Regions from separate parts of the Homo sapiens genome. Here region 2 is linked to region 1. A link is a loop called in an ENCODE intact Hi-C map of the cell type or tissue named here. Cell type or tissue: A673. All regions are shown on one strand. Each heading gives the region's core, and the rest is flanking DNA. Links, peaks and the distances in the headings are about the cores only.

Evidence for each region. Hi-C counts contacts between places; a loop is a spot of excess contacts. Peaks named below come from ENCODE experiments on the same cell type or tissue, not always from the same donor. Only the 100,000 strongest peaks of a DNase experiment are listed, where the experiment ranks them.
Region 2: a loop joins it to region 1, with 5 times the contacts of the local background. A loop is called at or near these places in 3 of 110 quality-filtered maps.

What each region holds. Positions count from the first base shown.
Region 1 is chrX:50,615,586-50,620,968 of GRCh38, forward strand. The region is part of intron 5 of SHROOM4 (shroom family member 4); the gene reads right to left. Among named protein-coding and RNA genes, the nearest start is that of DGKK, 150 kb to the left of the region's middle. In A673, for the core only: a CTCF peak has its summit at 3,373; DNase peaks (open chromatin) are centred at 2,566, 2,896 and 3,356; H3K27ac peaks cover 4,094 bases.
Region 2 is chrX:50,682,421-50,687,803 of GRCh38, forward strand. All of the region lies in intron 2 of SHROOM4 (shroom family member 4), which reads right to left. Among named protein-coding and RNA genes, the nearest start is that of SHROOM4, 130 kb to the right of the region's middle. In A673, for the core only: no CTCF peak of the experiment used is centred there; a DNase peak (open chromatin) is centred at 2,651; H3K4me3 peaks cover 189 bases; H3K27ac peaks cover 2,818 bases.

The sequences.
Region 1 (5,383 bases), core at 278-5,277:
GCACACAGTGGGTGCTCAGTACATATTTCTTCAATGTGAAATAAATGCAGGTTTGTGTGACTATGGAAAAGAAGAAAAGTTAGATCTTTTTTACTGTAACCTCGTAGCCCAGGTTGCCAGGCAATGGGAACAATGAGTAGCAGGTAAAGCAGTCAGCAGCTGTCCAATTGCTCCAGAATCTGATTGGGGTTTGTGTGTGGTGGGGGGAGGGGGAGTGGCCTGGGATTTATCTCGAGGCTGTGTTTGCATAGCAAGTCTGTTGTTTTTACCTAAATTGCGTATTTATTTGGGGTAGCGCAAGCTAATGGAAATTATTTGCTTTGCTCAACCTTATCAAGCTTCCTAATTCTATTACTGGGCTGATTTACCCTACAGTGCTCAAAGAGCACCGGAGTTCATGAGCTGCATGGAGCTTTGCTGCTTTGATCAAAGCTGGTGCCTTGTCAATGCCGTCCTTAGCTACACATCTCAAAAGATGAGGTGCTTGTCTCATGTAGGTGCTCTCATAAAATGCTGCTTCCTACTTCAACTGGGTGCCTGGCCAACGCCCTTCAGCCTTGTCCAATCATTTTTTCAGTTTTTGGTATCCAAAGATTAACGATTAATGGGTTACTGATATTTACCTTGAAACCTTTATGGTCAGTTCCCTTTTTCTTCATTCTGGAGGAGTTCTGGGTTTGTAGAAAAATAAGGTCAACTCTCCACTCTACTGGGCTTTTACCATTCTTTTTTCCTTCTCCCTGAAACTGGATTTCAACCACCTACCCTTTTTTTTTGACTGGTCATTTATTTTTTAGTCTAGGGTAGTTGTGTTCACAGAACTTCTTTTATATTTATTTTTTTCTATTTCTTGCATTTCAAAGCATAAATATGAGGACATTAGCACATATAAGAAATTAATAAATATATTGCCAACATATGTTGAGGGTACATGCTTAAAAAATTCTTTCTGAGAAGGGTACATGATCCAACTTTCATTGGAAACCACTAGTCTGGGAAAACAGCTCATAATCAAAGTGGCTCCTCATTAGAATTACCCAGGAAGTTGTTTAAAATGCAAATTCATAGGCCCCAACCCTAGAAATTGGGTTTCATACCTCTGTGGTGGGATCCAGGAATCAGCATTTTAAGCAATTCACCTAAAGGATTCTAACACAGGTGGTTCAGGGACCATATCATGGAAACAAAGGTTCAGAGTAAAAGGGTTGGGAGTGCTATGGTTTGGGGGCAGTTATTTGTTCCAATTAGGTTGGTTTCCAAACTATACATTCTGTCCCCCATCCCTCACCACACACACCTGGTTGCCCATTTCTATCTCCTGTCCCTGCCTCTCTCCCGACCTTCACCTCCGATGTAGATTTTATGAAATGCAGCAATATCCTCAAAGGCAACAATTGGGCCAATGTATTGCAGCTGTGATGAAAACAACCCTGCTCCATGATAACAATCAAATTTACCACATTTTCTTCTTCCCTAACCAGGGCACAGGACAGGCAATTGAGCAAAGCAGAAAGAACACAGTGTTGGAAAGACTTGGGTCTGAATTCCAATAAAATTTAAAAATCTGGCTCTATAACTCAAAAGCTGTGTGACCTTGAGCAAGGTATTTCACTTACCTCATTTTCAACAAAATACCTATCTTACAAATAAGCAGTCATAAGGATGAACTATGTAAAAAGGACCTAGAAATGATGCTAGGAACATGGAAAATTGCCTTCACAATTGTATGCTTCAGGCTTGCTCCTTGTTCCCATCAAGAGAATTGGACTGCACTCCCTGATTAATGTTCAACCCTGCTCAATAGCCAAGAAACCAGGAGACCTCAAGTCCCAGCTCAACCACATAGCTGACTAGCCAGGAGGCCCTAGTTTACTAAGGAGTTTAAGCCTGGACTCATTCACTCAAACTTTTCCTATCTACTAAAAAGGGAGATATAATAAAAGGCAAGTTTAGGGTTAAGAGCAGTGTGACAATCAAAAGGTCTGGATATTCAAAGGTGTCTTAAGTACTAACTATGTGTGTTAGCCTTAAAAAAATCCCCCCCCCCACCCCATCCCGGTAATAAACTCCAGAAACAGTTGGAAGAAAAGAACATGCCCTTCTAGGGACATCTGGTGCCCCAAGTCATGGAACTGTGACCCTATCTGGAGGTACTGGGCACAAGGCAACTTGGGAATTGCTATTCTCTGCATCAGCCCTCATTTTAAAACCACTGCCCTCCCACTCACTTGCCCTGTGTTGGGGCAGCCTGAGACTTGCAGAGTCACTTATATCAAGCAGGCAGAAGAAGACCAACTCCAGAAGGGGAAGGGCTACCCTTAATGGGATCATCTGGGCCAACGTGTGTACTAGTCATTCCTTCAACAAATCCTTGCTGAATATTACACTGTGCAAGATGACCAGATCAAAGGGGAGCAAAACCAATGTTGCTCCTGTCTTCCTGGCTTTAACAATTGAAGCAAAATGGTGATGGTGAAAGGGAGGCTTCCATTGAAGGGTGTCAGCCTCAAGCCAAGGATATTGGTTGGCCTCTAGAAGTCCTATTTTCAAGGGGATCAGGCCTCCTAAATGTACAGAAATTTGCAACTCTGCTTTGAGACCAAGTAAGGATTCTTTCCTTGGAGTGGAGGGCAAGGAGCTTCATTAAGGAAAAGGAACTACTCTGGTTTCTTTCTTTTCTTCTCTTCTCTTCCCCTTCCTTCCTTCCTTCCTTCCTTCCTTCCTTCCTTCCTTCCTTCCTTCCTTCCTTCCTTCCTTCCTTCCTTCCTTCCTTCCTTCCTTCCTTCCTTCCTTCCTTCCTTCCTTCCTTCCTTCCTTCCTTCCTTCCTTCCTTCCTTTCTTATTTTTGAGACAGTGTCTTGCCCAGTCTAGAGTGCAGTGGCGCAATCTTGGCCGACTGCAACCTCTGCCTCCCAGGTTCAAGTGATTCTCATGCCTCAGCCTCCCCGTGTGCCACCATGCCTAGCTAATTTTTGTATTTTTAGTAGAAACTGGTTTTTGCCATGTTGGCCAGGTTGGTCTCGAACTCCTGACCTCAAGTGATCTATCCACCTTGGCCTCCCAAAGTTCTGGGATTACAGGCGTGAGCCACCGCACCCAGTCGACTACTCTGGTTGCCAAGTGTTGGGCCCCGTGTTAGGCACTTTCACGTATGTATTTCCATTAATCTTCACAACAACCATTATTGTCAGTTTGCAGATGAGACTCCTGAGGCTTAAAAAGGATAAATCATTTTCCCAGCTAGTAAAAAGCACAGTGTCCAGACCTGCCTTGTCTGTCTCTGAGAGATAATCGCAGGGAAGCAGGGACTCCTGGGGTACAGCAAAAGGTACTTGTGCTACATTCATCCTCGGGCGTCCATGAAGGCTTTAGCGCCTCACTGAGGAAAGCAGAGGAAGCATGAAAGCAAACTATGAGAAAGGGCTTTGTTGACATCAGCAAGGAGACTACATCTCAAAAACAAAAGTAAATTGCCTGCCAAAACCAGGGTTGTTCATCTCTTTTCCGCTTCCATGGGTTGCCTTTTCTTCTGAAGAACGGATTTTCCCTTTTTGTTAAAATATTTTTTTTTGGCCTAATAGGAATTGAAAATGAAAACCAATATTTGCAGAGACTGAAAAATCTCCTCCTACCTCTTCCTCGGCCCTTTTGAAGTTTCTTGTTTGGAAACTTTATTTTTAAGCTCACCACAATAGCTTGGCATTCTAGAATCTCAGTAGCAACAGCACACAAGCCCAACCCGTCTCGCCTTTCCCTTCCCTCAGCAGCCAAGTAAGACTGCTCCAAGAGAAACAGACACTCCCAGGTTATTGCCGAAGGAAATATTTGCAAGATCCAGGAAGTGAGACGCAAGGAGGATACACAGGGAGGGGAGAAGGACCCAGAGAGCCTGTTGCTGCCACCCCTGCTTGCCCCCGGGCCCACAGAAATTCAAGTAATGAACAATTAGCTTGGCAACAACAAATGCAAGTGGCAGTGCTTGCCCTGAACCTTCTCTAGTCCTCAGGAGGCTGATGCAAAGTGTCCTGTGAAGAAATCAGAGAAGTCCTTGCTTTACTGGGGCTGTCCTGGGTGAAGCTTAGCTCCTTCTCTCCAATGACCCCAATCTATATTTGTTGTCAAGTAATACATACATATGCAGTCACTGTGGTAGAGAGAAAATGTGCTTCTTTGTGAATAATAGCACTGAAATGCAAACTAGTGCTAGTGATAGAAATGAAGGGAAATGGAAAAGCTTTAAGAAAGGGATGGTTCTGAGGCAGATAATAAAATGTTTATTGGTGGGGGTGTGTGTGAGGGGGTACTATGTTGTAGTGGTGGTGACAAATTTGGAGATTCGTAGAGGTCTGGTGATGTCAAAGTTCTTGTGGATTTAAGCAAGCAAAAGTGCTAGTGGATGGAGAATTCTAGCAAACCCAATTCTAGCTAGCAGTGAGAGTAAGCATGTCTGGTAAGTAACATTGTCTGTCATTGGTACGGGGATTTTTTACAAAGCCCTTGATCTTTAACTTCTCGGGTCTATATCAAACCAACGTGGGCCACCTCTTATTCAGATTTTCTTTTTAATTATAAATTCCAACAACTTGACATGTACCTAAAGAACACCATGTACATTCATATCCAACTATTTACATTTTGCCAGATTCCTTTCTGAATTTTCTTTGTGTATGGCTACTATCAGATTAGATTCAACATGTGGTTTCATATTTATTATTTTTTTGTTAATATTACAACCACTCATTTCTGGGAAAGACCCAACATTTGTATACCTGTCACTGTTGATGGCTATTCTATTTTGTTCCAAGATGATGATATATTAGATTGGTAAACTCTTTCCATGAGTATAATAAGCACTACTATGAACATCTTTAAATAATTTTTTCCCTCTTAGGTTATTTCCTTGGGGGTATTTTAGGCCAAATAATATGAACACATATTTCTAGATTGTCCTCTAGGAAGACTAAACCCAGAAACACATACTCTTGTCACATTTTTCTAGATTGCCCTCTAGGAAGACTAAACCAATTTGTATTGTTTCCAGAAGCACGTTTCCTCACAGCCTTGCCAAGGTAGCATTTTACAATTTCTATTTATTGATTTTTTTAATTGCTGATAGTTTAATAAGCAGATTATGATGCCTTGAAGTTGCTTCTATTTGTACTTCTTTAATTGCTAGAGAGGTGGTACTTTTCCATGCAATGATTTTACTCCCTTTATTGCCTCATGTGTAAATTGCCTGTTCATTTTCCTTGCCCACTTACGAAGCTAAATCTGAAAGCTGACCTTCTACCCATTTTTATATATATATTTTTTGGACATGCAACTGTTGTCAGTGATGCTGATCCCAGACATTTTCCTCGTTCTGTTGCTTAGCTTTTTATTA
Region 2 (5,383 bases), core at 144-5,143, 67 kb after region 1:
ATTAGCTATTCAATGAGTATCGAGCATGTAACCCTGCTAAGCACTATGATCACTATACTTAAGATAGGAGGAAAAACAACACATGGACACTGCCCAAAATTTACAGGGGGGAAATAGACAAGTAAACAGGCTGTTACGATTCTAGATAGAGGAAATTAAAGGGTGTTGTTTATGGGAGGAAGCTTAATACAGTCTGGGGATATCAACCCTAACACTTCTTAGAAGTGATAAAGCTTAGGTCAAGTCTTGAGTGTTGAATAAGAGTTAGCTAAACAAAGAAGAGGAAGGAGCAGTCATCATTTTGGGAAGAAGGAGCAGAATGTGAAAAGGCACAGAGATATGAGAGAATATGTTGTAGCTGGATGTGATGGTTAATACTGAGTGTCAACTTGATTGGATTGAAGGATACAAAGTATTGATCCTGGGTGTGTCTGTGTGGGTGTTGCCAAAAGAAATTAACATTTGAGTCAGTGGGCTGGGGAAGGCAGAACCACCCTTCATCTGGTGGGCACAATCTAATCAGCTGCCAGCAAATATAAAGCAGGCAGAAAAATGTGAGAAGCAGAGACTGGCCTAGCCTCCCAGCCTACATCTTTCTGCCATGCTGGATGCTTCCTGCCCTCGAACATCAGACTCCAATTTCTTCAGCTTTGGGACTCAGACTGGCTCTCCTTGCTCCTCAGCTTGCAGATGGCCTATTGTGAGACCTTGTGATCATGTAAGTTAATACTTAATAAGCTCCCCTTTATATATATGTGTGTGTGCATATATATATCCTATTAGTTCTGTCCCTCTAGAGAACTCTGACGAATACATTGGAGAAATATAAGCAGTTGAATGTGGCCATAACATAAAGTGCAGGCTTGTGTGGAGATGGCAGAGATAAACAGGCGTTCTATTTCAAGGGGCCTGTTCACCAAATTAAGGAGTTTGGATTTTAACCTGAACACAATAGGGAACTTTGAAGGGTTTTGGTGAGTAAAGATTTCATGATGAGATTTGCATTTTAAAAGATGACTCTGGTTGCACTGTGGAGAATAAATTCAGGAGGTAGGGAGCATGGTAAAACTAGAGGTAGGTAAACAAATTGAGAGACTTGCAGTGAGCAAACAAGAGAGAAGAAGTTTGAGAAATTTTCAGCATATATAAAATGGCCAAGACTTGCTCAATTAGATATAGCAATAAGGAGCTGAAAAAACTGGGTTCACTGTGAATTATTTACCTTTATAGAGGCACACAGGAGGAGAAGCAGATTTTATCAGGGTTTGGAGGTAGAAGTTAATGACTTTAACATATAGAGTTTTGGAGATACGTGTGGGGTATAAAAATGAAGATACCTAGAAAGAAGTGGTATAAATGGGAGTGAGGTATGGGATGGAGTGAGAGATTTAGAAGTCTTATTTGCTAAATTAAATCATGGAATGAATTAAATCACCCAGAATGTACAGTGTTAGAAGAGTAGAGAAACTTGTGCAGAACTTCAGAGAATATTAATACATAAGGGGCAAGTAGAGGAAGAGGAACCATAAAAAAGGAATAGACAAGAGAAAGCAAAGAAAAACCAGGGGAAGCATAGTGTTTCTGGAGCCAAAGGAAGATAAAATTTTTAGAAGACAATAATGTTCAACAATGTTAAGTGCTGATGAGAAGTTGTACTGAGTTGAATGGTGCCCCTGCAAAATTCATGTTTACCCAGAACCTTTGAATGCAACCCTGTTTGGAGACAGAGCCTTTGCAGATGTAATTAGTTATTATGAAATCATACTGGACTAAGGTAGGACCTAAATCCAATGACTGGTGACCTTACAAGAAGGCCACATAGACACAGACACACAGAGACACAGGGGAAAGGGCCATGTGAAGATGGAGGCAGAGGTTGGAGTGCTATGTCTACAAGCCAAGGAATGCCTAGGGTTGCTGGTAAACACCAGAAGCTAGGAAGAATCAAGGAAGGACCCTCCCTTAGAGCCTTCAGAGAGAGCATGGCCCTACCGACACTTGGATTTCAGACTTCCAGTATCCTGAACTATGTAATCTCTGCTATTTTAAGGTACCCAGTCTGTGTCACTTTGTTGTGACATCCCTAGGACACTAATACAGAGGTGAAGTAACACAGGAACCAAAAGGAGTTCATTGCTTTTCAAAATAGTTTACCTGTGAAAGGAAAAAAGAGCACAATACCTAAAGATGACTATAGGTCTGGGAAAGGTGTTTTCAAAATGGGAGACTTGAGCTGGTTTGTAGACTTAGGGGAAAAAACTAGGACAAGAGAAGGGTAACAGGTTGAAAATGCCTGAAAAAGGGAGAGTGGAAATTAAAGGAGCAAGATTTCTTTAAAAAGTGGAGGAGAATGAGGTCCAGGACACCTGTGAAAAAATTGGGTATGTCCAAGTGAGGAGGTAAACTCTTTTAAGATATACCCCTTTGGGTTTCAGAAAGATAAGGATAGAAAAAAGTCACGTAGATTCATCTATACAGGGTCTTAAATGCTGGGATGAAGTATTTAGACTTATTTCTGCAGGCAGTTGGAGCTTTTTTGAGAAAGGAAATGACATGAGCCAGGCTAAGCACAATAGAGACCTCATAACTCATGAGATTTACCCAAAGCACAATTACTGCTGATTGAAATAAATACAGAGATGTACTTTAGGAAGATTAATTTGGCAGAAGTGCAGAGAATGGGTTGGAGGGCATCCAGACAAGAGGTAATGAGTCCCTGGCAGTAGCAGGACGAAGGAAAAGGAAATAGATGAGATGGATATTAGAAACACTGCACAGGGAGCTCAGAAAGGACTTGGTGACTGCTGGGAATAAAAGAGGGAATTTAAGTGGATTCTACTATTGTGAGCTTGATTGACAAGGATGGGAAAGATGCCATAGACTGAAATAGAGATATTAGGACACTGGAGGGGGTTGGTTGGGTAAGGGTTAATGTACACCTTGGAATGGAAGTCTGGAGCTCAGGAAGAAGGGAAAGCTGGGAAGAGAGATCTGGCAGTCTCCTATATCCAGGAGAGAGGTGAAACCTTTGGAAGTGGATAAATTCATAAAAGATGAATTGGCAGAGGAAAAAGTTAAGGCAAAGGATAGAATCACAAACTTACTTTAGGTACAGAAAGGAGACATTTCCCCCAAGTATAGAAAGGCTTCCTAGAGGAGGTAGCAAATGTGAAACATCCCAGAAACAGTGGAAAGAAACCTTGACTGGTAAGAAGAAGCTGCTGGTTCTAGTCTAGTCTACCTCTGTCGCTGTGTGGCCTTAGGAAAGTCCTTTCTCATTCTAATCCTCAATCTTCTCACCTATAAAATGAGGTCACTGAATACGGTGATTACAGAAACCTCTTTTAGCTCTAGCAGTACATTTTCCTTTGATTGAAGCTTGACTTTGGCCTTTGTTTTGGCAAGAGAGGTAGATAACTTTCTAGATCAAGAAATAGTATACAATGGCAAAGAGGCACATTTAAGAAAAGAGAAATGAATGAATTCAGAACTAGTCATTTTCACAACTTGAGCTATCCAACCTAATGATCATTCTGATTGACAATTATTAGGGTACTATGTGATTGATAATAACACCTGGTCTATGAGTTGTGTAATGAAGTTTTTTTGTTTGTTTGTTTGTTTTGAGACAGAGTCTGGCTCTGTCTTCCAGGCTGGAGTGCAGTGGCGTGAGATCTCGGCTCACTGCAAGCTCCGCCTCCCGGGTTCACGCCATTCTCCTGCGTCTCAGCCTCCGAAGTAGCTGGGACTACAGGCGCCCACCACCATGCCTGGCTAATTTTTTTTTTGTATTTTTAGTAGAGATGGGGTTTCACCGTGTTAGCCAGGATGGTCGCGATCTCCTGATCTCGTGATCCGCCCGCCTCGGCCTCCCAAAGTGCTGGGATTACAGGCGTGAGTCCCCGCGCCTGGCCGGATGAAGTTTTAACCAGTATTGTACTGCCTGCTAAAATCAGTACTGAAGGATAAGTACTGCCTTCCTTTTACTTAGGAAAAAGAAAAGAGCAGTTACCAAATGGCTACTCTGTTTCAGGTACTTTCATATATTTACCTAAAAGGTAATTTACATGAAGGCAAGATTTTCTTTTAAATCTGTTTTATTAACTGATATATCACTAATACCTAAAATAGTGCTTAGCACATAGTTTTCAATATTGTTTGAATGACTTGAAAAATATATGTATATATTTTATATATACACATATTTTATATGTGTGTGTATATAATGTCATTTGATCATTATAACAAACTTGCAAAAGAGACATTAGTGTTCTTATCATACGGATGGGAAAAGAATGACTAAAAGAGGTTATATAAACTTACTCAAAGTCACACAACCTGTAGGGGTCGTGCCAGAGTCAAACACAACAGATTTATAAGCTCCATGTGGGCAGGGAATGTGTCTATGTTATTCTCCATGGTATCCCCAACAGCTAACTCCGTATCTAGATGGAAGTAGCATTTAATAAATATCTTGTGAACAGAAGGAAGCAGGCAAGCAAACACACACTTGTGTGAACCCATATACCATTCATTTTACCCTGTACCAACCACATCATTGCCCAAATTCAAAAGAATAATTGAATCTCAAGAATCCAGCAGTTTGCCTACCATGTTTGTTGGCTTAAATATTCTGTGATTTTTTTATTCATTCTCACTTGTAGACTACGATGGTTCTCTTTCAGTCTTTTTAAGCTTTAGAGAGAGCCTCAAGGTCTTCTTTTTGGAGAATGCTTTATACCAGGGGCCAGCAAACTTAGTCTGTGAAGGGCCAGGTAGTAAATATTTTAGGTTTTGTAGACTATATAGTGTCTGTTGCAACTATTCAACTTTGCCATTTTGGTGTCTTTTTTTTTTTTTTTTAAAAACAGCTATAGACAACACATAGATAGATCAGCATGCCTGCTCCAGTTGCTTTTATTCCAATAAAATGTTAATTGGAAAACTAGTTAGCAGGCCAGATTTGGCCACAGACCATAGTTTACCCCACCTCTGTTTTATATTATTATTTTAATTTTTCTCTCTCTTGCCTTTCCAGGACTTCTCTAACACTGTGCCAACTGTAAACATCTTCCTATCCCTGGTATATTAATACATGGTAGGACAACTTCAGTTTTAACAAGTTTCAACAGTTGTAACCCCTTCCATTTAATTATAGATGGCAGGAGTATTATGACAACAACAAAGACAGGACAGCTAGGGAGGCTGGCAGGTGGCCTAGACAAGGCTCAAAGATATGGCAGTTCCTTTTCATAATCTTAATGCTGGTCCAGGATCTAGATACCAGGTTCATATAATAAAAACTAGATTTTTTGCTTTTTGATCAGTGTACCCAAAATTGATCAGTTATTTAAAAACAGTCTTTCAAATATCCATAATCATA